Linked DNA regions of Homo sapiens: region 1 is linked to region 2. A link is a contact called in ENCODE Hi-C or POLR2A ChIA-PET data. All regions are on one chromosome and are shown on one strand. The core of a region is the stretch at or near the end of the contact, and the rest is flanking DNA. Distances in the headings are between cores, read along the strand shown.

Region 1 (6,885 bases), core at 2,981-5,480, 62 kb before region 2:
TAAAATTGAGCAAGTTTTTTTTGGAGTACATTGGCACGATCTCGGCTCACTGTAGCCTCTGACTCCTGGGTTCAAGTGATTCTCCTGCCTGCCTCAGCCTCCCAAGTAGCTGAGACTACAGGCGCACACCACCATGCCTGGCTAATTTTTGTAGTTTTAGCAGAAACGGGGTTTCACCATGTTGGCCAGGCTGGTCTCCAATGCCTGACCTCAAGTGATCCGCCCGCCTCGGTCTCTCAAAGTGCTGGGATTATAGGCGTGAGCCACCGAGCCCAATCAAGCAAGTATTTAGCTATGTGCCTGTGTTAGCCTGGGTACTGCGCTAGGTTCTGGGCACAGGGGAATGATTAAGACATGGTTCTACTCTTAAGGGGCTTTATGGTCACCATTAAAAGAGTGGATGTGAGCTCAAGTGTCATTTTGTGTCATGGGGTAAACTGTTCTAACTATTTCAGTCAGGCTTCTGGCAAGACATGGCACAGTCAGCATGAGGGATTGGTGAGGAGTTGAATAAAGGGATTCCCCACAAGGAGAGGGCAGCGTGGAGACCCCCAAAGCCTGATGCAGGATTAGCAACAGCCATGCACTTCTCACTTCCAGGCCTGCGGGAGGGGCAGAGGAGAGGGCTGCCTTGGAGGAAGGGAGGGTTGGAGGACCTGGCCCAGCTGCAGCCGCACCTCAGCGAGGCAACCCGGGGAACACTCCCCATCTCCGCTGTCCCTTTTCATCTTCCTCCTACTGTTGATCCTCATTGCTGAATCCAACCAGAACCTGAGGGTGAGTGTCCGGGTGAAGGGTTGGTATAGGTCAGCCAGGTGGCTGCTGGGGCACAGAGCAGGATAGACAGTGGTTTTCAAGAACAGGTGGAAGATTCCAGCACTGTACTAGTCCTGTGGCTGCTGTAACATGACCACAAACTGGGCAGCTTGCAACAACAGAAACTTAATTCTGTCACAGCTCTGGAGGCCAGAAGTCTGAAATCAGGGTACCCTGTTCCCTCTGGAGGCTCTAGGGGAGGACTCTTCTTTGCCGCTTCCAGCTTCTCATGTGTGCTGGCGTCCTGGGCTTGTGACCACATCATGCTGCCCCCGTCTTCACATGGCTTTCACGTCTGCCTCTGTCTTCTCCATGTGTCTCTTAAAAGGACTCTTGTCGGCCGGGCAGGGTGGCTCACGCATGTAATTCTAACACTTTGGGAGGCCAAGGCGGGCAGATCACTTGAGGCCAGGAGTTTGAGACCAGCCTGGCCAACATGGTAAAACCCCGTCTCTACTGAAAACACAAAAATTAGCCAGGTGTGGTGGCATGCGCCTGTAATCCCAGCTACTCAGGAGGCTGAGGCAGGAGAATCTGAGGCAGGAGAATCGCTTGAACCTGGGAGGCGGAGGTTGTAGTGAGCCGAGATTGCCCCACTGCACTCCAACCTGGGTGACAGAGCCAGACTGCCTCAAAAAAAAAAAAAAAAAAAAAAAGGACTCTTGTCATTGGATTAGGGCCACCTAGATGATTAAAGATGATTGTTTCATTTCCAGATACTTCATTACATTTGCAAAGACCTTTTTTCCAATAAATGTAGGTTCTAGAGATTAGGGTGTAGACACATCTTTTTGGGGGAGGGGGGCACACCATTCAGCACACCACAAGCATCCTGTCACTCCCAGGAGACTTACAACACCTTCGTGACACAGCAGTGGACAGGTTTTTTGTTTTGTTTTGTTTTTCTTTCTTTTCTTTTTTTTTTTTTTTTTGAGACGGAGTCTCCCTCTGTCACCAGGCTGGAGTGTAGTGGCACAATCTTGGCTCACTGCAACCTCTGCCTCCCGGGTTCAAGCGATTCTCTTGCCTCAGCCTCCTGAGTAGCTGGGACTACAGGCGGGCACCACCCTGCCCAGCTAATTTTTGTATTTTTAGTAGAGATGGGGTTTCACCATGTTGGCCGGGGTGGTCTTGATCTCTTGACCTCGTGACCCACCTGCCTCGGCCTCCCAAAGTGCTGGGATTACAGGCGTAAGCCACCGCACCCGGTCTAGCAGTGGACAGATTTTATGATTCTGTTTGTCATATTTAGTAGCTGCACTCTCCTAAGGAAAGGAACCTCACCTTCCTGTTCACTTTTCTGTCTCCATTGCCTGTACTTCCAGAGCCAGCCCGTGATGATGCCTGAAAAAATTTTTTTTGATGTATGAATAGATGAACAAACAAGCACAGAAGAATACAGTGTGAATACAGTGAAGCCAGAGGTGTACTCTGCGAATACATGAGACACCCTTGAGTGGAATGGTTTCAGTAGATGGATTGTATGAGGTGTGAATTGTATCTCAATCAAGCGGGGCCTCAGGGAGTGCCCACCACTAAGGGTCTAGCTCTGTGTGGCGTTGGTGGGGCTGGGGAAGGTTTAGAAAAGGTTCCGTTGCTAAGACCTTGGTTAGGGTAGAGTTTGCAGCAGAGATTTGGATAGGAGGGCGTTCCAGGCTGAAGAGCCAGTGTGAGCAGAGTCTTTGTGGGAAGAACATTTTATATTCCTGGACCTAATGCTTGTTTAACAAGATGCTTGCTTGTGGCTGGGCGCAGTGGCTCAAGCCTGTAATCCCAGCACTTTGGGAGGCTGAGGCAAGAGGATCGCTTGAGCTCAGGAGGTCAAGGTTGCAGTGAGCCATGATTGCACCACTGCATGTCAGCCTGCGTGATAGAACAAGACCCTGTCTCAAAAAATAAAAAATGACAATAAAGATTGCTTGTTAAATAAAATGTGATTTATTTACTTTGCATAAATACTATGCCTTCTGAGAATGCTGTAGGTGCGGGCATATTTTGTTTTTATCCTAACGCAGCCCAAATTCCAAGTACACACTGGATTTTGAGCATTTAAAGGACTTCCGGTGCTATTAAGGATTCCCATTTGTTTGTTCAAGTTTGCTAAACGAATTCAGTCATGTCACTTACTTAGTTGTTGTAAGTATTATATTACAGTGTGAAGGGGGTAAAAAGAACTGCTATGAGTATCTTTCCATGAAGAAGATTTAGCTTGGAAATGTGGGCAGATTTGTCTGCCTTTGTGTTTAGGAAGGCACAATTATAATTACAGGTGGAGGAGCTAGACACTGGCCAGCTGGAATCAGAATTTCACATTGTAGAAGTGTCTGGTCTGGAAAGCATCCATGGGAAACCTACACCCTTGACCCAGCATTGGCCACAGAGCTGCAGGCGGTCTCCTGCCTCTGCCTCTGCCCCTGCGTGCCTCTCCTTTGTAGCAGCCGTGGCATATGCAGAGGGGACTGTAGATCTCTTTTCTTTCTTGCTGACTTTATTTTCTACCACACTCCCCCAACCCAAATAAAGAAATAATGACATGTGCATTTGAGATAGTGTGTGTGTTTTTTTTTTTTCTCTTTCTGAGATGGAGTCTTACTCTGTTGCCCAGGCTGAAGTGCAGTGGTACAATCTTAGCTCACTGCAACCTCTGCTTCCCAGGTTCAAGCAACTCTCATGCCTCAGCCTCCCCAGTAGCTGGGATTATAGGCACCCGCCACCACAGCTGGCTAATTTTTTTGTATTTTTAGTAGAGGTGGGGCTTCATCATTTTGGCTAGGCTGGTCTCGAACTCCTGACCTCAAGTGATCCATCCGCCTTGGCCTCCCAAAGTGCTGGGATTACAGGTACGAGCCACCGTGCCCAGCCAGACTGTGTGTTCTGAGAGAGTTACATATATTAATGTAAGCATCCCAAGAGATAAAAAGAGACCTCCACATTTCTGCCTGGATAAGTATATATAAGATACTTTTTTTTAACTTAAAACAGAAAAACCCTTTCTCTACAAAGTTATGCGTGCTTGCTCTAATGAATCAAACACTGTGATAGTTAAAAGTAGAAAGTGGAAAGTAAAAAAATCATACCACTCGGGCTGCTGCTGTTACCCTGGGGTGAGCATGCTTCCAGAGAGTTCTCTGTGCTCATGCACGGATAGGTGGGCAGAAATAAGTTTAGACAAGCCAGGTCCTACTACAAATGCTGTAATCAGGCATCTCATTTTTCTTCACTTATGAGAAGTAATGGAAACTGAAGTGAAACTGAGTAAATTTATAAGAATGTTTCTTTACCACAGAGAGATTATTTCCTGAAAAGACTTTTCTATGGTTAACAAAAAGGATCATGAGAATGATCAAGAGGTTGGCATCACTGTTTTCAATTTCAGGTATCTGTTGGTGCCTACCATGAAACAAAGACAGTGGCAACTTAAGATTTTTTTTTTTTTTTTTTTTTAGTTTGATGGTTCCTAAAATACCTCTCTAAGCATTCTCAGATTTACTGTACAGATTTGGTCACAGACATTGAGGCTGGAATCAGTCGGAGAGGGGTGGAGAGCCGGGTGTATGTGGCCGGAGTGGCTGCCATCTGGGCCTTGCTGAGTGGTGTATGCTGCGCCTGTGGAGGCCTCCCGGGCCTGTCCTGGCCAATTTGCCTTTGCTTTGCAAATGAACAAAGCTGTTGTTTCTCCTCCCCCCTTTTTTTTTCCAACTGTAACAATGAAAAGATTGAGGAAAGAGTTTCTACATTGATTGTAGCATCCAAGGTGTGTTCTGGGGCAGGTTTTGAGTGTTAAAAAGTTTTATCCAATGCTTAAGAAAAGACATTCACCTTCAGCACATGCATCCTGGCCATTGTCCCTACTGCCATTATCCTGCAGGATGCTGTGGGTATTCTCTGGGTGGCCACTTAGAATTTACTGTATTTGTCTGGGTGTGGTGGCTCATGCTTGTAATCCTAGAACTTTGGGAGGCCGAGGCAGGGAGATTACTTGAGGTCAGGAGTTCAAGACCAACCTGGCTAATGTGGCAAAACCTCGTCTCTACTAAAAATACAAAAAAAAAAAAAAAAAAAAAAATTAGCCAGGTGTGGTACACACCTGTAATCCCAGCTACTTGAGAGGCTGAGGCACGGGAATTGCTTGAACCTGGCAGGCGGAGGCTGCAGTGAGCTGAGATCACGCCACTGCATTCCAGTCTCGGTGACAGAGCGAGACTCTGTCTCAATTTAAAAAAAAAGTTATCGTATTTATATGAAAACATCTGAATACCCAAAGGATATTTAAAAAATCACTGCCAGTTTAACAGTCCTCAGTTGGAGTTTTTTTTTTTTTTTTTTTTTTTTTTTTTTTTTTGAGACGGAGTTTCACTCTTGTTGCCCAGGCTGGAGTGCAGTGGCGCGATCTTGGCTCACTGCAACCTCTGCCTCCCAAGTTCAAGTGATTCTTCTGCCTCAGCCTCCGAGTAGCTGGGATTACAGGCATGTGCCACCATGCCCGGCTAATTTTGTATTTTTCTTAGAGAAGGGGTCTCTCCATGTTGGTCAGGCTGGTCTTGAACTCCTAACCTCAGGTGATCTGCCTGCCTCAGCCTCCCAAAGTGCTGGGATTACAGGTGTGAGCCACCGCACTCGGCCTCAGTTGGAGTTTTATTTGGCCTCTTTTGATGCCTGGTGGCTTATGTGTGTCCTATACAAAACAAATTGCCTTTTTTCCCCAGACCCCAGAAATGTGGACACGTGAGTTGTCTTTATTATAGTCCACGCTTTCCTTGTGTTCTTCTCCTCTAGGACTTTCTAATATATAGGACAAGTGATTTTGACTTGACTTAAACCCTACGGAAATAAGATTTTGTTTGTAGATGCATTTGTATGGTGAAACTGGAGCAAAAGTCTTCAGCTTAGCGGTATGTATCAGCAGGGAGCTTTGAAGGCAGCATCCATGCCTGGCCCCTCCTGAAGAGCTCAACAGGTAGGGGTTGGTCGGGACATTGAGATTTGTAACAGCAGCCTCCCTACTCCCCAGTAAACGGGGATCGTAAGGCACAGCCGAGGCTGAGACTGCTGTGGGGTAGTCTAGGCCGCCTGCTGGAATGTCGGTCGGTGCTGCATTGAGCGCTGTCTTTCAAGTGGTTGCGTGGGAGACCTGCACTTGCTGTGTGCTACCTTGACTGAGGACTTTTGAGGAAATTCTGTTTGACAATTACTTTAAGGTCCAGCGTGACACCCTCCCTCAGACTTAGTCTCTAGTGACTTTCTGATGGGAGCGCCTCTGCTTCATCAAGGATTGGAGGCACTTAGCTCTCAACAAACTTAGGTCGCTTTTTTTCCTCCACAGTTTTGTTACCTCCCTTATTTGCCAGGCTTGGCTTTGAGTGAATCTTGGCTTTTTTGGGGTTGTGGGGGGCTCTCTGATTCATTCAGCAGATCTTCACTGAGTGGCAGATGTGTGCAAAGTGCTTGGGATGCCAAAGACAAGTGTGTCGTCTGTATTTAGTGTTGGGACAGACAGTGATTGAGACAACAGATTTAATCTTCACTGATGACAGTGATGATGCCACGAAAGACATGGGCGCTGACAGAGGGTGGCTGCTGGTGTAGGCAGGATGGTTAGGGACCTCCTTTCTCAGAACTGACCGGGAAGGGATGGTGGGGACCAGGCCATTTGGGGCCTCACAGATCAGGGCTGATGAGTTTGGCTCCATTTATGCTTGACTCAGTTTATTTGAGGGTGGGAGCACTCCTGTTTCTCAGAATTCCCTGTGCCTAACCCCAGGCGTGGCAGATAATACTCGCTCAGTAAATGTTTATTGAACAAATGATTGATTGAGAGTGATGGAACACACAGAACTGTGGGTCTGGGAGCAGGAGCGCGAGGCCTGTCTCTGAATGCAGCCTGGACAATGTGCCCTTCTCCTCATCCGCCAGGTGAGACCAGCAGGAGAAAGCCATCTCAGCAGTGGTTGGTGGTTGTATTTACAGTTAAATTTTATTTTGAGATGCTCATAGTTTCACATGCAGTTGAAAGAATACAGAGAGATCCTGTGTCCCCTTCTCCCAGCTGCCCCCTGGGTAACATCTGGT
Region 2 (6,833 bases), core at 2,227-4,726:
TATCTGTCCAACAAATCCATAGAGACAGAAAGTAGATTGTGGTAACCAGTGGCTGTGGATGTGGGGTCTCCTTTTGGGGTGATTAAAATATTCTAGAATTAGATAGCGGTAGTGGCTGCACGATTTTATTAATATGATTTAAAAAAAACCACCAAATTGTACACTTTAGAAGGGTGAATTGTATGTAAATAATAAAATGTGAATTCTGTCTCTCTTTTTGATATAGGGTCTCACTCTGTCACCCAGGCTGGAATGCAGTGGCAAGATCATGGCTCACCACAGTCTTGACCTCCCAGGATCAAGTGATCCTCCTACCTCAGCCTCCTGAGTTGCTGGAACTACTGGTGCATGGCAGTGTGTCCAGCTAATTAAAAAAAATTTTTTATTTTGTAGAGGTGGGGTTTTTCAATGTTGCCCAGAGTGGTCTCAAACTCCTTGGCTCAAGTGATCCATCTGCTTTGGCCTCCCAAAGTGCTGGGATTACAGGCATTAGCCACCATGGCTGGCCTATATCTCAATTAAAAAAATGTATTTTAAAGAAATAGCTGCCAAAGAATGACTAGAAAAGTCATAAAGGTTCTCCCCAGACACAGGGGAAGAAGCAGCCTCACTGCATACATTTAAAGGGATAGCTAAGCACCAAAATAGTTTTGTCATTAAAAACCTTCCTCTGCCCCAATATAAATGCAACGCTTCACTAATGCCTCAGAGACAGCTTGTGAAGAAGAAATCTTCCTAGGAAACACCAGAGTCCATCACGGTTTCCACTTTGAAAAGTTTATATGGCACACATGGTATACTTTGAAAAATTTCTAGTTTTGGATCCTGTTCTGCTTTAAGGTAATCTCTGCAACTACCTGTTTAGGCTCATGGCAGTGAGCATCTTGATTCTAAAATGATTAATGTTCTAGTTTTGGATCTATTCGCGGCACATAGAAACTGCTCCAGGGAACTCTGAATCTAACAAAATACCAATCTGAAGGACTAAGCAAGAATTGCCATCAGAGAGCATTTCGTGAAATAAGGCAAAGATGTTTGCTCCCCTGCTTCTATTCAACACTCATCTGGAGGTCCTAGCCAGAGCAGTAAGGGAAGAAAATGAAATAAGGCATAAATATTGGAAAAAGGAATAAAACTGTCTCTATTCATGAATGACATGATTGTGTAGAAAATCCTAAGGAATCTACAAAAAAACTACTAGAATAGGCTGGGTGTGGTGGCTCACGTCTGTAATCCCAGCATTTTGGGAGGCTGAGGCGGGCGGATCACAAGGTCAGGAGATGGAGACCATCCTGGCTAACACGGTGAAAGCCCGTCTCTACCAAAAAATGCAAAAAATTAGCCGGGTGTGGTGGCGGGCGCCTGTAGTCCCAGCTACTCGGGAGGCTGAGGCAGGAGAATGGCGTGAACCCGGGAGGCGGAGCTTGCAGTGAGCCGAGATCGCGCCACTGGCACCAAGGCCTGGGCGACAGAGCGAGACTCCGTCTCAAAAAAGAAAAAAAAAAACCTGTTAAGTTGGAAGTAATCAAAATTTTAAATTTCGCTTTTTAAAAGACACTGTTAAGAAAAGCCAGGCCAGGCACAGCGGCTCACGCCTATAATCCCAGCACTTTGGGAGGCTGAGGCAGGAGGATTGCTTGAACCCAAGAGTTTGAGACCAGCCTGGGCAACATTGTGGGACCCTGTTTCTACAAAAAATAAAAACATCAGCTGGGTGTGGTTTCGTGTACGTGTAATCCCAGCTACTCAGGAGGCTGAGGTGGGAAGATCACTTGAGCCTGGGAGTTGGAGGTTCAAGTTGGCCCTGCATTCCAGCCTGGGTGACAGAGCAAGACTGTCTCTAAAAAACAAATAAATAAGCTGAGCATGGTGGCTCATGCTGATAGTCCCAACACTTTGGGAGGCTGAGGCAGGAGGATTACTTGAGGCCGGGAGTTCAAGCAGCCTGGCAAACAGAGTGGGCATGGCAGTGCGTGCCTGTGGTCCCAGCTACTTGGGAGACTGAGGTGGGAGGATTGCTTGAGCCCAGGAATTTGAGGCTGCAGTGAGCTGTGATCACGCCTGCGAATAGCTACTGCACTCCAGCCTGGGCAACAGAGGAAGATGCTGTCTCAAAAATAAATAAATACACAAAATTAAAATTAGGCCGGGCAGGGTGGCTCATGCTTGTAATCCCAACACTTTGGGAGGCCAAGGCAGGTGGATCACTTGAGGTCAGGAGTTCGAGACCAGCCTGGTCAACATGGTGAAACCCCGTCTCTAATAAAAATGCAAAAATTAGTGAGGCATGGTGGCAGGTGCCTGTAATCTCAGCTACTTGGGAGGCTGAAACAGGAGAATTGCTTGAACCCAGGAGGCAGAGAATTGCAGTGAGCTGAGATCGTGCCATTGCACCCCAGCCTGGGCAACAAGAGCAAAACTCAGTCTCAAAAAAAAAAAAAAAAAAATTAAAAGTCCATATCTGTTAGAGAGACATCATGATCATGAAATATTTATGAGTGACATGATATGATGCTGAGCTAAAATGCTTCCAAAGAAAACGTGTATGGATGGGGTAAGATAAAATCGATGGTGGTCAAAGGTGAGTGACCGTGCCATTCTTTCCACTTCAGTGCATATTTGAAATTTTCTTTCTTTCTTTCTCTCTCTCTTTTTTTTTTTTTTTTTTTTTTGAGGTGGAGCTTTGCTCATTGCCAAGGCTGGAGTGCAATGGCACAATCTCGGCTTACCATAACCTCCACCTCCGGGGTTCAAGCAATTCTCCTGTCTCAGCCTCCCGAGTAGCTGGGATTACAGGCATGTGCCACTATGTCCGGCTAATTTTGTATTTTTAGTAGAGACGGGGTTTCTCCATGTTAGTCAGGCTGGTCTTGAACTCCTGACCTCAGGTAATCCACCCGCCTCGGCCTCCCAAAGTGCTGGGATTACAGGCATGAGCCACCACGCCCGGCCTTGAAACTTTCTATAATAAAATTTGGTTTTTTAAAACATTTCCAGCTGGCCGTGGTGGCTCACGCCTGTAATCCTAGCACTTTGGGAGGCCAAGGTGGGTGGATCACTGGAGATCAGGAGTTTGAGACCAGCCTGGCCAACATGGTGAAACCCTGTCTCTACTAAAAATATAAAAATTAGCCGGGCATGGTAGAGTAGGCCTTTAGTCCCAGTTACTTGGGAGGCTGAGGCAGGAGAATCACTTGAACCCGGGAGGTGGAGGTTGCAATGAGCTGAGATCGTGCCACTGCACCTCAGCCTGGGCGACAAGAGCAAAACTCTGTACCCGCCCCCTCCAAGAAAAAAGTCCCCAAGAATTTATCTTCATATGCCCCAGATCATTAGAAAGAGGAAGTTTGGGTCCAGTGACATCTAAGTGTAACTTTTTCCTCCTTAAAACAAGCATGTTCCCTTTCCTCCCTAGAGACACAGAAACTCTCCCTCTAACAGAAAGGCCGCCCTGCCGGTGATATTTGCACACTGGTGTTCAGTGGTGTGTTTGGATGTGACAAATATAGTCAAGAGAAAATGAAACGCATACATTTGTGGCACTGCCAGTGAGATTCTCATGGCTGATGGGCAGCAGTGTGCTCAGCTCCAGGTCCGTCACCATCTGACGAGATTCCGCCAGCAAACGCTGGAGCTTGCTCGTGGGCGAGAAATCATCCTGGGAGGGTAACACAATTGAAGCCTACAGGAAATTAAGAGGCACCTTTAAATGCTTAGGTTTACAAACACAAATGCTAACTACCTAGGAATATTGTTTTCTTTTTTCTTTCTCTTGCTCTGACGCCCAGGCTGAAGTGCAGTGGCACAATCACAGCTGATTGCCTCAAGCTCCTGGGCTCGAGTGATCCTCCTGCCTCAGCCTCCTGAAAAGCTGGGACCATAGGTGTGTGCAACCACACCGAGCAATTTTTTTTTTGGTAGAGGTGGGATCTCACTATGTTGCCCAGGCTGGTCTTGAACTCCTGGCCTCAAGTTACCCTCCTGCCTCGGCCTCCCAAAGTGCTGGGGTTATAGGCGTGAGCCACTACACCCGATCACCTGTGAATATTTCTTTGTCTTTAGGTGTTACAAAGCAAAGCTGGACATCAAATAGTAGAATAAGAATAACTAAATTCATTCCTTTTCTTTCTTTCTTTCTTTCTTTCTTTCTTTCTTTCTTTCTTTCTTTCTTTCTCTCTCTCTCTCTCTCTCTCTCCCTCCCTCTCTCTCTCTTTCTTTTTTTTTTTTTTTGAGACGGAGTCTCGCTCTGTCACCCAGGCTGGAGTGCAGTGGCATCATCTCGGCTCACTTCAAGCTCCACCCACCTCAGCCTCCCAAGTAGCTGGGACTACAGGCACCCACCACCATGCCTGGCTAATTTTTTTTTGTATTTTTTAGTAGAGACGGGGTTTCACCACGTTAGCCAGAATGGTCTCAATCTCCTGACCTCGTGATCTGCCTGCCTCAGCCTCCCAAAGTGCTGGGATTACAAGTGTGAGCCACCGCACCCGGCCTCTTTTTTTTTTTTTTGAGACGGAGTTTTGCTCTTGTTGCCTAGGCTGGAGTGCAATAGTGTAACCTCAGCTCACTGCAACCTCCACCTCCCGGGTTCAAGTGATTCTCCTGCCTCAGCCTCCCGAGTAGATGCGGCTACAGTTGCCCGCCACCACACCTGGCTAATTTTGTATTTTTAGTAGAGACAGGGTTTCACCATGTTGGCCAGGCTGGTCTTGAACTTCTGACCTCCAGTGATCCATCCGCCTCGAACTCCCACAGTGCTAGGATTACAGGCGTGAGCCACTGCACCCAGCCCCCTTTATTTCTTAGAACCTACTCAGTTAAATAATTTGACTTAAACAGAACTTACTACAGCTAATGAAGTAACACCCATGCGATAAAAGAATCCTAGGCATTGGTTAACTCTCCTCAACCAACTTGTCAATGCTGTATTTAGCATGTCAAAATACTTGCAAAATAGGACAACATTAAAGGCTTATAAGCCTTGAAAAATATGTGGGTATGTGCCTTCGTTTATTCCTATTAAATTTCAACTTTGGGATGTGAAGTTTGGCATGAAAATTAGTCACTGCCAATTGCTCTTAAAGGGGCCTAGACTGAATTTTTTTTTTTTTTTTTTTTTTTTTTTTTTTTGCAGATGGAGTCTCACTCTGTTGCCAGGCTGGAGTGCAGTGGCGTGATCTCAGCTCACTGCAACCTCCAACTCCCGGGTTCAAGCAATTCTCCTGCCTTTCAGCCTCCCGAGTAGCTGGGACTACAGGCATGTGCCACCACGCCCAGCTAATTTTTGTATTTTTCGTAGAGACGGGGTTTCACCATGTTGGTCAGGATGGTCTCGATCTCCTGACCTTAGGTGATCCCCCTTCCTTAGCCTCCAAAAGTGCTGCGAGTACAGGCATGAGCCACCACCTGATTTTTTTTTTTTTTTAAGAAAACTTAATTTCAGCCGGGCACGGTGGCTCACGCCTGTAATCCCAGCACTTTGGGAGGCTGAGGCGAGCAGATCACCTGAGGTTGGGAGTTTGAGACCAGCCTGACCAACATGGAGAAACCCCGTCTCTACTAAAAATACAAAATTAGCCGGGCGTGGTGGCACATGCCTGTAATCCCAGCTACTAGGGAGGCTGAGGCAGGAGAATCGCTTGAACCTGGGAGGCGGAGGTTGCGGTGAGCCGAGATCGTGCCATTGCACTCCAGCCTGGGCAACAAGAGTGAAACTCCGTCTGAAAAAAAAAAAAAAAAAAGGAAACTTAATTTCTTTTTATTTATTTATTTATTTTTTATTATTATACTTTAGGTTCTAGGGTACATGTGCATAACGTGCAGGTTTGTTACATATGTATACATGTGCCATGTTGGTGTGCTGCACCCATTAACTCATCATTTACATTAGGTATATCTCTTAATGCTATCCCTCCCCCCTCCCCCCACCCCACAACAGGCCCCAGTGTGTGATGTCCCCCTTCCTGTGTCCAAGTGTTCTCATTGTTCAATTCCCACCTATGAGTGAGAACATGCAGTGTTTGGTTTTTTGTCCTTGTGATAGTTTGCTGAGAATGATGGTTTCCAGCTTCATCCATGTCCCTACAAAGGACACGAACTCATCATTTTTTATGGCTGCATAGTATTCCATGGTGTATATGTGCCACATTTTCTTAATCCAGTCTATCATTTTTGGACATTTGGGTTGGTTCCAGGTCTTTGCTATTGTGAATAGTGCCACAATAAACATACGTGTGCACGTGTCTTTATAGCAGCATGATTTATAATCCTTTGGGTATATACCCAGTAATGGGATGGCTGGGTCAAATGGTATTTCTAGTTCTAGATCCCTGAGTAATCGCCACACTGTCTTCCACAATGGTTGAACTGGTTTACAGTCCCACCAACAGTGTAAAAGTGTTTCTATTTCTCCACATCCTCTCCAGCACCTGCTGTTTCCTGACTTTTTAATGATCGCCATTCTAACTGGTGTGAGATGGTATCTCATTGTGGTTTTGATTTGCATTTCTCTGATGACCAGTGATGATGAGCATTTTTTCATGTGTCTGTTGGCTGCATAAATGTCTTCTTTTGAGAAGTGTCTATTCATATCCTTCGCCCATTTGTTGATGGGGTTGTTTGTTTTTTTCTTGTAAATTTGTTGGAGTTCATTGTAGATTCTGGATATTAGCCTTTTGTCAGATGAATAGATTGCAAAAATTTTCTCCCATTCTGTAGGTTGCCTGTTCACTCTGATGGTAGTTTCTTTTGCTGTGCAGAAGCTCTTTAGTTTAATTAGAACCCATTTGCCGATTTTGGCTTTTGTTGCCATTGCTTTTGGTGTTTTAGACATG

What was found. Hi-C counts contacts between places; a loop is a spot of excess contacts on that map. ChIA-PET counts read pairs that join two places held with the same protein, here RNA polymerase II (POLR2A). Pooled maps may share reads with other maps.
Region 1: a pooled map shows a loop between it and region 2 (1.9-fold over the local background). The contact joins two enhancer-like sites. A Hi-C loop is called at or near these places in 1 of 168 maps with a recorded cell type or tissue (B cell), 4 of 37 single-sample maps with no recorded cell type and 5 of 50 pooled maps. POLR2A ChIA-PET finds 5 or more read pairs at or near these places in 11 of 52 experiments (A549, A673, OCI-LY7 and 8 more).

Annotation. Positions count from the first base shown.
Region 1 is chr12:122,873,221-122,880,105 of GRCh38, reverse strand. The region is part of intron 1 of VPS37B (VPS37B subunit of ESCRT-I); the gene reads left to right. Among named protein-coding and RNA genes, the nearest start is that of VPS37B, 19 kb to the left of the region's middle. RefSeq lists a silencer at 3,156-3,364 and enhancers at 4,089-4,258, 6,380-6,885. Within about 2 kb of position 4,230, at least 5 of the 41 ENCODE cell types and tissues checked have a DNase peak (open chromatin) inside an H3K27ac peak, as active enhancers do; they include B cell, where a contact is called at or near this core.
Region 2 is chr12:122,810,119-122,816,951 of GRCh38, reverse strand. It overlaps CCDC62 (coiled-coil domain containing 62), which reads right to left. Exons shown (of 13, transcript NM_201435.5): 11 at 3,533-3,682. Among named protein-coding and RNA genes, the nearest start is that of HIP1R, 22 kb to the left of the region's middle. RefSeq lists an enhancer at 3,275-3,354 and a silencer at 4,540-4,715. Within about 2 kb of position 3,476, at least 2 of the 41 ENCODE cell types and tissues checked have a DNase peak (open chromatin) inside an H3K27ac peak, as active enhancers do; they include B cell, where a contact is called at or near this core.